Linked DNA regions of Homo sapiens: region 1 is linked to region 2. Evidence: chromatin contacts called from ENCODE Hi-C or POLR2A ChIA-PET data. All regions are on one chromosome and are shown on one strand. Each heading gives the region's core, a stretch centred on a gene start or an enhancer-like site at or near the end of the contact. The rest is flanking DNA. Distances are from core to core; before and after follow the strand shown.

Region 1 (6,298 bases), core at 2,726-5,225, 130 kb after region 2:
AGGAAGAAACCAACATAGGGGCTTTCTGCTGTGCCCCCCACAATACCCAAGAACCCTCCCAGCCCCCCTCCAGCTGGCCCTCAAATACAGGAGGCTGCCCACGTGGCAAGGACCCAGCCTGACCTGCCCTTCTCCCCTGCCCTCCACTCCCTGGCCCTCGAACCGTGAGCAGCTCCCCGGGTATCGGCATGGGCAGCTGCTGCTGCAGCTTGTCATTCAACAGCTTCACCACCACGAGCACCACCCCAGCCACAGCTGCAGTGACCACGGTGCCAACCTTGCTCTGGGGCAGCTTCCAGCAGACCTCCAGCACTGTCTGAGGAGAGGCCAGGTCACAGCTAGCACTCAAGGCCATGGGGCACACCTACCCCTCCCTCCCCCTACCCTCACTCACATAGATGAGGGACAGTGGCCCAGAGTGGCTGCTCAGATGGAGGCCAAACACATACTTGAGCTGTGAGACGAAGACCTGCACAGCTGCAGCTGTGGTATAGCCTCGGACAAGAGGTTCTGACAGGTAGGTGACCACGAAGCCGAAGTGGATCAGGCCCAGCCCCACCTGTGGGGCGGCCAGGGGCAGTCAGGAGAGGCAGGGGTCCTGGGGTTGCTAATGAGGAGCGCAGGGCAAGTGGGATGGGAGGGGGATGAGTAGACGGCAAGAGGAGGACGACGATGGTCAGACACTCAGGGGAGTACAGACAGGACAGTGGCGGGAGCAGAAGTGGTGGTGGGGGGCACATACTCCTGACTGTTCCACACCTGGAAGAGGCCAACCAGGACACTGAGTGTGGAGGCCACCTGTACCCGGGCAGCATCTCTGGCTGTCTCATTGATCATGGAGTCGTTCAAGGCCTGCGGGGCCAGGGATTCTGTCACACTGCCCACCATCACAGACATGACAGCAAAGGTCCCTGTAAGGACGGCACGGGGCAGGTCTGAAGAGGAGAGGACACTGCCCTGCCCTGGAGCCCTGGTCTTAAGAGAGAGGCCAGGAGACTTCCAGTTCTGGATAAATGTACTCAGATTATGGCTGCATGAACAGGGACAGTGCTGGCGGTTCAGGTTTGGCCAGGCCAGGAGTAAACCCTGAGCTCACAGGCCCTTAAGCATGGCTAGAAATGCTGGCCCTGTCTCATCTACCCTGTCCCACCTGTGTCTACTGGTCCCGGGACACAGAGGCTCTCTGTGGAGTAGGGAAGGGGTCAGGGCTGGCCTTAGGCTGCTCAGGCCTCTGCCAAGTTCCAGGCCCCTTGGGCTGCCTCACCCACTCTCATCTTCCTGGAGCCAGGGCTTTGAGGTCACCTGCCTCTGTGGTCCTACAGTCAGGGGTCTAGTCCTGCCTGGGGATGACTCGTGGGCTAGCCCAGGGATGCAGCACCAATGCTGCCCTCTTCCCCAGCCGCTCCTGCCCTGCTCAGTGCCCCCTCACCCTGCCCTCCATGATGGATGTGGGCATCCTCCTGGAAGGCTAGGCCTGCCTCCACTTACCCACGGAGATGTGCCGGGAAGTGCCAAACAGGAAGTAGATGAAGACAGGGTAGAAGGAGCTATAGAGGCCAAACACGGGGGGCAATCCAGCCAGGAGGGCGTAGGCCAAGCCTAGGGGTAGAATGGTAGCAGTGCAGGCCTGGAGAGCAGATCTTGAAACGATAAGGGAATCCCAGCCCTGGGTTAGGTGCCATAGTTCCAAGGTAGAGGTCATGGCCCCAGTTTTGGGCATCACAGACCACAGGGTTTCCAGGCCGACGCACTGAAGGTGGCTCACCCTGCGGAAGCTGCATGATGGCCACACTCAGGCCGGATAACAGGTCACCCAGGAGCCAGTCACGCACAGGATACCGGGGTAACCAGACCAAAACCGGGAGGTGTTGGAGCAGAAGGGCATAGGCCCGAGCACGGGAGCACCTAGGGACATGATATGAGGGGTAGGTGTCAGGAACAGGGGCTACCTGGGCCCCGCCAGCGCCCCCAGGCCCCAATCTTGGCCTTACTGCAACCAGGTCCGCCACTGGTGGGTCCTAGGTGCTGAGCCCCAGCGCCCCAGCTCCTCCAAATGCTCCTGGTTCAGCAGCGGCCGTTCCATGTGGTAGTCTCGCCTCCGCAGGTCCATTGCTTGTGTTGCAGACAGCAGTGCCTGTGTGTCCCTCGGTCTGGGGTGGCAAGACCAGAGAGACACAGTGAAGGCATCCCTGGCCCAACCTCCCCTACACCTCCACCTAGGACCAGAGAGTTACCTACCTGATTTTTCCAGGCCCTAAGATCAAGGTACAGTATTCCAGCCCCCAGCTGGCATCTGTGGGCCACATGTCCAAACTCAGACAGGGGCAGTACCTGAACTTTGGCTGGTGAGAAAGCCTCTTTCTAGGACAAAGTCCCCCAAGTAGGGACTGCAGGATGAGCACTAGCTATACCTCCAGCCGAGATGTGGCAGCCCAGTGCTGAGTGTTCTACCAGTCCAGGTCCCAGGCTGCTCCCTCCCCCACCCAGTCCCTCTCCAGTCCCCAGGTCCTCCTCCAGCTGCCCCGGGAGCCCACTGCTGGCTGAGAGCACACTCAGGGAAGGGGTCCAGCAAACCAGGGGTCCAGCTCCTCAAGCAACTCCTTTCCCAAGCCTCAGGCCTCAGATGAGACCCTCCCCTCTAAGGGAAGGAAAGTGTTGGAGCCAAGCTTGCCCCTGGGCCTCCAGCCCCAGGGTCCAGGTTGTAGACGGCTCAGGCCTGTTATGGGGAAGCCAAGGACTGGCTCTCACCTGAGAAGGAGCTTGCTCTTGGAGTGGCAATCTCTCACCTAGAGGGAGAGGCTCCCACATGGAAAGGGAAGTACCCACTTGAAGTGGGGGAAAGAGCTCACCTGGGAATAGAAGCTTTCAAGGGGAATCTCACCTAGAGGGATCTCTGACCTACCAGGGAATCTTTATCAGCCTGGCAAGTTCTGATACAGGGGGAATCTTCCCTCTGCCCAGAGGCACCTACTTGAAGTCAGAGAAAGATCTCACATGGGAAGAAAAGACCTAGAGGGAGAGGGTTCTCACCTGGGGGGTACTCTCCCATAGAGAAAGCTCTGACCTCGGGCGAGGCTCCCACGTGGAATGGGGAAAAGCTGTCACCTGGGAATAGATCTCACAGAAGGATCTTACCTGGGGGAAAACTCTAGCCTGTTGGGGAAGCTTTCACCAGTCAGGAAAGTTCTGATCTAGGAAAAGCCCTGACCTGGGGAGAGGATCCCATTTGAGGGACAGGAACTCACCTGGGAAGCGCCTCTAACCTGGCTGTACTGTTGGAGGAGTGTGGAGTGGGTGCAAGGAAGATCCTCAGAGACTCTTGGGACCGCTATCTCAAGGAGATCGTAGAGCCCCCTCTCCTTTCCTACGTGAGTCACTCAGGTCTTCTTAAAGGGCTCCCTCCCCCGACAACTTGGGACCCGCGTTTGGAGGGCGGAGCCTTGATCATTGGCCCCTCCCTGTAGGAAGGCAACTGGGGCCAGAAAGGCCGGAGCGCTCACTCCGGGATCAGTGGAGCTGGGTGGACTCGGGACTCAGCTGAAAGCAGCTAGTCCACGGGCCGCTGCCAGGGACTCCCGTGCCCCACGCACCCCCGCCGGCACATCTCCTGGCCGGGCTCCTCCGCACGCAGCTGCCTCCCTGTGGCCCGGGATGGCCCTCGGGCGTCACACCAGCGGCTTTCCGCACAGCCCAAGGGACTGGGGTCGCGCCGGCTCCCGCCCCCACCCCTTGCTGCAGAGGGGCAGCCGCCTGCAGAAAATCAGCAGAGGTAAACCGAGGCGTCGCAAGCGGAGAATGCCTGCTCCAGCGAGGCGTCGCAAGCGGAGAATGCCTGCTCCAGCGAGGCGCTCGCGCGGGGCCACCGGGAATGTGCGCTGAACTCACCCCGACGCATCCGCCAGCCCCATGGCTCGCAAGTTGTCCGGTGCGGGCTGCTCCTGCTGCTCGAGCTAGAGGCCGCTACGCTCCGGAAGGCGGCGCCGGGACCGGGTGAGGCCAGCTGCGCTCTCCCGGGGGCTAATCCCGGGGCAGGACGGGGAGGCTTGGGCCAATCAGCGCGCTGGGGCGGGGCCTAAGTGGCGCGCGCCGGGCGGGGAGAGACTGGAGAAGGAGGATTTAACCGCTTCCTCCCCGGCGACCTGGCCTATGAGGCCTCTCGCTGCTCGCCCGGCCCTCTGCCCGGAGCTGGATGGGACTGCAGAACTGGAACTAAGCACCCGCGCCGGGCTGGCCGCAGTCGCGCCCCCAGGCCCTGAGTAGGTTGGAGCTGATCCCAGGTCCTGGCTCGGCGGAAGGTGCTCACGGAGTGGGAAAAGGAAACTCCACTGGCCGGTGACCCCAGCCTTAACTCGTAGGGGATCCAGGTCTGTGGGGCCTCTCTTGCCTTCAGCTGAGAGCGCCACCCGCAGGCTTTCTGCGACTACGCATCTCTTTGAGACCCGGAGCCAACGGTCCCCAAGTCCTCCCCTTTAACTCTGGCCACCCAGGCCAGAAATGGTTGGAGGATCCCCTCCGCTGCACTAAGCACAGCCCGGACGTAGCTCCCAGAAGGTTACTGCGCGGGCCGCCGAGGAGAATGGTGGGGGTCAGTGCTGTTGGGTGGGCGTCAGTGCTGTTGGGTGGGCAAGGCAGGAACTGCAAGAGCAGTTCCTCAGGTTGGTTTCACCGCAGGTGAGGGCAAAAAATGCCGGGTCAGGGCTGCAGACCCTGAAGAATTAGGAAGTCCTGTTGCCGTTGCCTTGACCAGCGGGGAGGTTTTCCTTAGCACCTTATTTTCAGCACCTGTGCTCCAACATCAGGCCCCAATTACAAAGTGAGGGGCCAGATTTCAAGGTGAAAGAGATCTGCCATGAAATGGGCTAAAAATAGCTGGATATTCTTGGGAGGGGCTCAGATTCCTCCCAAAGGTCAGTCTGGCTTGAATCATTCACAGCTTCCATCCTACCTCCCCAGCCCCCAACAGGAAAAGGCAACAACTGTTTTCTATAGAAGTTTATTCCCAAAACAGAGCGCGGCTTCACGGAACAATTTACACAGACAGGAAAGAGGGCCGCTGGGCTGGAGGAGGGGAACCCCAGAGAGGGGCATCTACGAAACCTAGGACATAGTAAAGACACCCTCCCACCCCCAGCAGGCCACTCAGCCCTTCAAGAGCTGGGGTCCTTCTCGGTAAGGAGAGTTTGGGTCCTGGCTGGTGGGATTTAGCTCCAGTCAGGGAAGTAGAATTTCTAATCTCCCAGGAAGCTGCTTCCCAAGAGTATGCATGGGGTGGTGGGTGAGGAGGTGTCTGCACAGACCACCCCCCAGCCCTGCACAGCCACTCTCCCCCGTGGTTAGAGGACGCCTACTCTCAAGGTCTTCTGGATCTGCTGTTAAACGGGACTCAAGGCTGACCTTCGGCCTGGGAGACCTGGGGGTTAGAAAACCCCTCAAGATGGCCAGGTCAGGGTCCTCACAGGTGGGTCCTCCAAGTCCCTCTCCCACTTTCCCTACCTTTCACTTGGAAACAAAGGAAAAAAAATTATCTACTGTAAACAAAGTGTAAAACTCAAAGTTTTGAGTTGTAAACAAAGTAAAAACATTTTTTGAATCTGGACTTGTAAACAGTAACAAAATTTTAAAGTCTTCAGTTCTGGACAGCAGACAAAATAGCAAAAGTAAGAGTTTTGTGAACAGGGTCGTAACAGTCATTTTTCCCTTTTTAAGGGAATAAAGGAGGAGTGGAACGGAGTCACTTCCTGCAGCCCAGGTGCCTAGGGCCACGGAGGATCCTGTAAACATAGGAGGCAGTGGCACCTACATTCTGGGTCTTGAATTCCCTTGTTTCTGCTCCCTTTGCTCACCTTCCCACCCTACCCTTCGGAATCAATTCAAGCAGGGGGCAGTGTCAGGGAATCAAATGGCACCACAGACAACTTTTGCTTGCTGCAGGGGCAGGTGAATGACCCCTCCACCGACCCTCTGCAGGAATGTCTGACTAGAGGCCCGAGCCCCTCCCCGTGGGAGACAGGGAAGCCTTGCTCTGTAAACACGACATCAGCTGCTCCACCAGCACCCCACAGCATCAGTCCTAGGTCATAAGGCAGTAAGTGGCAGGGACTCCACATAATAAACACACACATCCACCAGGAGGGGCGGTATGAGCAAGCCCCCATGAGGAAGTCAGAGGACCCCTGTTTCCAAGACCAACCCCCAGCCCCAGAAGTTTGGCCTTTGGAGCATTCAATAAAAAGCAAAGAACAATTCTGTACTTTGGGCCCCTGACGATACTCAGATCAACTTGGGGGTGGAATAGGGG
Region 2 (6,254 bases), core at 3,711-6,210:
CCCAGGCTGGAGTGCAGTGGCACCAATCACGACTTACTGCAGTCTCAACCTGCTAGGTTCAAGTGATCCTCCTACCTCAGCTTCCCAAAGTACTGGGCTTACAGGCATGAGCCACAGCAACCCCCGGCCCTCTACATTAAATTTAAATGGAATAAATGCTCCTGCTTTTAAAAAAAGAAATACCATCAGGCGCGGTGGCTCATGCCTGTTATCCCAGCACTTTGGCAGGCCAAGATGGGCAGATCACCTGAGGTCAGGAGTTCAAGACCAGCTTGGTGAACATGGTGAAACCCCATCTCTAGTAAAAATACAAAAATTAGGCCGGGCGTGGTGGCGGGCGCCTGTAGTTCCAGCTACTTGGGAGGCTGAGGTAGGAGAATGGCGTGAACCTGGGAGGCGGAGCTTGCAGTGAGCCAAGATCGCACCACCACATTCCAGCCTGCAGCCTGGGTGACAGAGCGAGACTCTGTCTAAAAAAAAAAAAATACAAAAATACAAAAATTAGCCAGGTGTGGTGGTGCACGCCTATAATCCCAGCTACTCGGGAGGCTGAGGCAGGAGAATTGCTTGAACCCGGGAGGCGGAGGTTGCGGTGAGCCGAGATCACATTATTGCACTCCAACCTGGGCAACAGAAGTGAGACTCCGTCTCAAAAAAAAAAAAAAAAAAAAAGCCAAAAGGTGAAGTGAAAGGGTGAAAGGGTAGAAGAAGACCTGTCAGGAACCCTCAGGCAGGACTGACAGGTGTGCAGCCCTGTGCACCACTCCCAAGAGCACCTGGAAGTCCTTAGTGGATAACTGTGTGCATCTATGACATGGCAACTCCACAACCAGATGTGTTTCCAAGAGAATTCTTACACAGCTCCATAAAAGGAGGTATACCAGATGCCCACTGAAGCTATCTATCATGACAACCATTGTGGATTCACACCATTCAGAGGGACACAGCAGTAGTGGGCAAGGGCCAGATGTGCCACAGCAATGTGGCTAGGTCTTACACTACACCGACTTTGCAAGAACTCAAATAATGAAAAGGATGTACCTTATACATAGCAGACCATAGCAGACGGTTGCCTGTGGGGTGGGAAAGGAATGAAATGGTCCTGACATATTAAAGTAAATATATAGGCCAGGCATGGTGGTGCACACCTATAGTTCCAGCTACTCAGGAGGCTGAGGGAGGAGGATGGCTTGAGCCCAGGAGTATGAGACCAGCCTGGGCAACATGGTGAGACTCCATCTCACAAAAATAAATATGTAAGATAGCGGGGGTTGGTCTTGCCCAGACCCAGGATGATCACCTGCCATGAGCAGAGGAGTATGACCATCTCAACCCTCTACACCGAGGCCAAACACAAAGGAAATACAGAATACGGCAAAGAGCCACACACAGGGGCCTGGAACCTTGGTCCCAGCCATGAAACAGTCTACACCCAACATGCAGGTAAATTCATAGGCTGCGCTGGGAGGACACAGATAGAGCTCACACTGGGGCACATGCTTACGCACTGCACCCTACAGGCTCCACAAGCGGGTTCTGAACAAAGGATACCCCTCAGGGGCATGCGCATACTGTGGGGTATAGTCAAGCCCAAGTACCCACCCTGAGGACATCTTGGCACAGGTACACACCCGGGGTGAGTCACAGGACCAGCTGAGGCCAAGGACCTCTAAGAAACCTGCTCAGCCCAAGGCTCAGCAAGCTGGAGCCCTCAGGGTAGGGAGGAGATGGACAGGGGACTAACTGAGCAGGTCTAGGGGGTCCAGCCCAGAACAGGGGATCCCTAAACCCTCTGCTCCAATGCTCTGGCCACCATCTTGAGAGGGCTGAGAGGCCAGAGGGGCAGAGCTATCTCTCTTCCACATACTCTCCTGTGGGGCACAGGCTCAAGCCACCCACCCTGTGACCCACTGGTGCACCCACCTGGCCTCAGGCACAGCACACCTTTCCTCGCTCCACACAAATTTCTTCAGCACGTCAGAGCAGCAGTATTGGTCATCACAGGTACCACAGCAGAAATCTGGACAGGACTCGGGGAAGAGGCTGAGTCCACGGGAAGCCATACACACCTCACCACGTGCTGGAGAGGAGAAACACATCTGTTCACCTGTGCCCACGGGCCAGGCCCCAGCAGACACAGCGCCCTCCCTGGCACAGCCACCAGACCACACACACACACACATGCTGCACCGTCTCTGAGCCACCCTAGCCACAGGCCACCTTCTGACCCCTGGCCACTGCTCCCCCTCAGCCTTGCCCTATCCCACGGGCCACAACAGAGCTGCCCTAACTGGGCTCCCTCTCTCCCTCACCAGTGCACTGGCCTCCTGATAGGAGGGTGAACTTTCTCAATGTGAGTCTGATGGGGCCACACCCTGCTCTCAAACCTCCCCTAATTCCCACTGCTTCAGGATCAAGGCCCGAGTTTCCAAGCAGGGTCTAAACTGCAGAGTCCTGAAGATCACTCCAGCTCTCCAACCTGTCCACACTCCGCTCACATTCTTGCCTGGTTCCTATCTCCTGCCTTTCAACTCTACTCATCCTTCAAGGCCCTACTCCAGGTGGCCTCCTCCAGAAGCTGCCCAGGCGAGAAGTCACACAGCTCAACACCTGCAGGGGACCAGACACTGGACTGTCCCTTTCTTTCTTTTTTTTTTTTTTTTTTGAGACAGAGTCTCACTCTGTTGCCCAGGCTGGAGTGCAGTGGTGCGATCTCAGCTCACTGCAATCTCTGCCTCCCAGATCCAAGCAATTTTCCTGCCTCAGCTTCCCGAGTAGCTGGGATTACAGGTGCCTGCCACCAGGCCCAGCTAATTTTTTGTATTTTTTAGTACAGACAGAGTTTCGCCATGTTGGCCAGGCTGGTCTTGAACTCCTGACCTCAGGTGATCCACCCATCTTGGCCTCCAAAGTGCTGAAATTACAGGCATGAGCCACCGCACCCCAGCCAGACTGTCTAGTTCTTAATCCTCGTTCACTCTCTCCCTCACTCAACCACAGCAACCTCAGCCCCTGCTGGGCACCACAACTGCAGGGGCCTGGCTCTCACAGACCACCCCATAACCATGATGGCAGGCTAGATCCTGGTCAGAAATTGTCACACCCACCATACCAGCGTTCATAAAGCACTTAGCCCCGCGCTGGGCCTGCAGCAGGTGTCCAGGAAATGTCTGTGCCTTCCAGGAGTTTGAGACCAGCCTGGGCAACAGGGCTCCAAGGCAGTGGCACCATCTGTAGCCCTGGAGCCATCACAAGACTCTCAGCACAGAGTTGGGATCTACTGACATCCTTACAAGTCTCAATAAACGAGGTCATGCTGAGGGGATCTGGCTGACAACAAATGTGGAAAATAACCCAGGTTTTTGGATGACCACAAGGTTTACAAACCTCCAGGAAGATGCTACAGTCAAATGTTCCCATGTATCCTCAGGCTACATTAGCAGAGACCTGTGCCCACTAACAGGAAGGAACAGTACCGGATTCTGCCAGGGCAGACTCCAAAGAGAATACCTAGTCCAGCAAGGCCCACAAGTCCGCAGTAGGCAGGGGACAGGTCTGATGATAGCCCTGAGGCATAACTACATCGGCCTGGAAACAGTCTGCCATAGCACGTGGCCTCTGGAGACCCAGCCAGGCCAGGCACCTGGCCATGTGCAGCATCTGGTGCCCGGGCCTGATCAGGACACCACACACCCCGAGGCTGTCAGTAGAGTGAAGCCCAGAGACAGAGACACCAAGTGACCTCCTTGGGAAGAGGGAACTTTAGTGGGGAGTTGGGGGGAACTGCACTTCTTGGCAGCTCCAGGCAGAACCCTGCTCTGGGCAAAGCCATGGAGCAGAGGATTGGACCATTGACAAGCCCAGTTTGGCCAGCTGCCCACCTGAAAGCTGGTATCATCAGCATGGCCCGTGCCTGGTGGCTCAGGTGAACCCATATGCAGCAAGGTCTTCACAGCCCAATCTGAGCCTCTGAGCTAGGGCTGAAGACACACCGGTGAGGCTGTTTAGGCTGAGTCCATGGCACAAATGCTCTCTGACCCCCAGACCTCACTGAATCAGTGACCGACCCTCCTACAGGCTCACTCCAGGAGTGGGCGGATTCTGGGCACAAGTCTCCCCTTTCTCATTTCTCTAGCCCAGGTCCTCTGGATTCATCCCAGCCCCCAGGAAATACAGCCTTCCCCTCCACGAAGCCACCCACCCCAAAAGGGTCTTTGGCTTCCCATGGGTGGGCAGGGGATTGTTCCAATTCCTAACCCTTTAAAGGACCCGCCCCCAGCCAGCCTTCCAGACTCTGTGAATCACCTATCTGCAACCAACACACACAGTGGTGTCTCCACCCCAGAGGCCAGCCTCAGCGCCGGGCTCTACAGGAACACAAGGGCCAACGGAGGCAGCGGTGGGGGCTCCCAGACATTAAACAGAGGCAAAGAGGGAAGGCCTCTGATGGAGGGGCCAGCTCGCCCTGCAGCCACCCGCCAGACTAAAGCCAGGCAGGGAACCCTACCCTAGCCTCTGGGGACTCCATCCCCTGGAACATGGGCGGGAGGGCAGACCCCTCCCCACCGTTCCAGGACAGACAAAGGTGGCAGCTGCCTGGTGTCTAGGCAGGGTTGTTCAGGCAAGGAGGGTGCTGGGGTGGAGGAGGGGTCCGCAGTCGTGGGGGTTCGCTGACGGCCTCGGGGCAATCAGGGGTCAGTGGGGGGCATAGTGGGGCTGGTGCTGCCCGGCTCGTTGGAGAGGCAGCGCGGGGAAGTGTCTGCCCGGTCCCAGGGCAGGACGGGCCGCCCCCACCCCCGGCTCACCACCCGGAGGCGGCGTTAGCAGCAGCAGCAACAGCAACGGCAACAGGATCCGCGGCGCGGGGACCGGCGCAGTCATGGCTGGGCGGGCGGACGGGCGGACGGACGCGAGCGCCGGGCGCAGTGCCGCCACAGCCTCAGTGATCCGCGCGGCCGCCCCTCTCCCTCGCCCCGCCCCGCCCCGGCCCGGCTGGTTCCCGGAACCTCTGTCCGGGGGAGCAGGAGGAGGAGGAGGGAGGAGGAGGGAGGAGGGAGGAGGGAGGAAGGTGGAAGGAGGAGGAAGGAAGGAAGCGGACGACTTCCCAGCCTCGGGGCCAGCTTCGCGCCCGGGGTCTGCGCGAAAACTTGGTACCGGTTCCCAGACTCGGACAGGCGCCGGGCGACGCACGGAGTTTCCTTCTGCTCACCGGATGCATGGGGGGCGGCGGCGGCCCCCAGCTCTCAGGCCTGGAGGGCGTCCCCGGGAATATGCACCCTGACACTGAGCGCCTACTGTGTGGGCTGGGGGACAGCCACAGCCATCCCTCCCAGCCGCAGTCCCGGCGGATCCTCACTTGCCCGAGGGCTACGTGAGGACTAGGTGAGGCGGTGCGAGGACAGTGCCCAGCGCAGACCTTGGCACTCAGTAGACACTCCACAAATGCCGGTTCCCTTCTACAGGCCCAGTCGCCAGCTCAGAGGACACTCGATCTCCTGCCCCCTGGGACTGACACCATCATCCCAAGGTGATCCCCAGCCCCAGCCCTGGCAGGCTCAGCGCTGGCGCAGTGGGCCAGGACTGAGCTAGAAACTGGCAGCTCCCAGGGCACACAGCCAGGCCAACTTCCCACACAGGGCTCCGCCCCCTCACTTCGGGGCAGGGGTCCAGGCAGAATCAGGGATGTTGAGTCATTCTTCCTTTTATGCCCAGAGTTCCTGACCCACCCCCACTCTGCACCTAGCACAATCAGAACATTTCACTCAAGACAGAAAACGTGAAATGTCACACTAGTGGGGCACCCAGGCTGGGTTGTGCACCCTGTGTGCCACCATATATTTCTCACCTAAAGGTGGGGGCATCGCTGTGGACAAAGAGAAACCCAAGGGGACAATCTGGGATGTTCCCAGTAGTTTCCCAGGCTAGGGTGTTAGAACAGGGAGAGGAAGGCCTGGGTCTCCAATAAGCCCCCATCACCTCCTGGCCAAGAAGGGCTTAAGACTCACCGTGCTCAATACACATGTGGGGGGCAGGGATATGACAGTTCCCAGGCAGGATGCCCTCTGGGAGGGTCTTAGTGAGGGACTGGAGTCACATCCTCCCTGACAGCCCAGCCTGGTTATCCCACCTCTGCCTCCTGAGCGCCACTCTCCAAAGCTGGGTGCAGCCTAGGTCCCCCTTCTGCAGAATGGCCAGTGTATGCTCCTCATGTCCAGCTCTAGAGCCATCCTGTGTTCCACACCCTGGGTGCCCAG

Evidence for each region. A loop is a pair of places that touch in the nucleus more often than their neighbours do. ChIA-PET counts read pairs that join two places held with the same protein, here RNA polymerase II (POLR2A). Pooled maps may share reads with other maps.
Region 1: a loop to region 2 is called in a map of ascending aorta, with 2.7 times the contacts of the local background. The contact joins the promoter of SLC26A6 here to the promoter of SHISA5 in region 2. A Hi-C loop is called at or near these places in 1 of 168 maps with a recorded cell type or tissue (ascending aorta), 2 of 37 single-sample maps with no recorded cell type and 10 of 50 pooled maps. POLR2A ChIA-PET finds 5 or more read pairs at or near these places in 2 of 52 experiments (GM12878 and HEK293).

What each region holds. Positions count from the first base shown.
Region 1 is chr3:48,631,486-48,637,783 of GRCh38, forward strand. SLC26A6 (solute carrier family 26 member 6) reads right to left here and starts at 3,976. Exons shown (of 21, transcript NM_022911.3): 1 at 3,886-3,976; 2 at 1,992-2,150; 3 at 1,766-1,905; 4 at 1,489-1,599; 5 at 760-911; 6 at 395-559; 7 at 164-316. The coding sequence starts at 3,908. It overlaps CELSR3 (cadherin EGF LAG seven-pass G-type receptor 3), which reads right to left. Exons shown (of 35, transcript NM_001407.3): 35 at 4,978-6,298. It overlaps MIR6824 (microRNA 6824), which reads right to left and starts at 2,213; the gene lies at 2,151-2,213. RefSeq lists silencers at 3,415-3,514, 3,905-4,184.
Region 2 is chr3:48,499,214-48,505,467 of GRCh38, forward strand. SHISA5 (shisa family member 5) reads right to left here and starts at 4,961. Exons shown (of 6, transcript NM_016479.6): 1 at 4,806-4,961; 2 at 1,924-2,080. The coding sequence starts at 4,881. RefSeq lists silencers at 4,616-4,665, 4,676-5,155 and an enhancer at 5,493-6,046.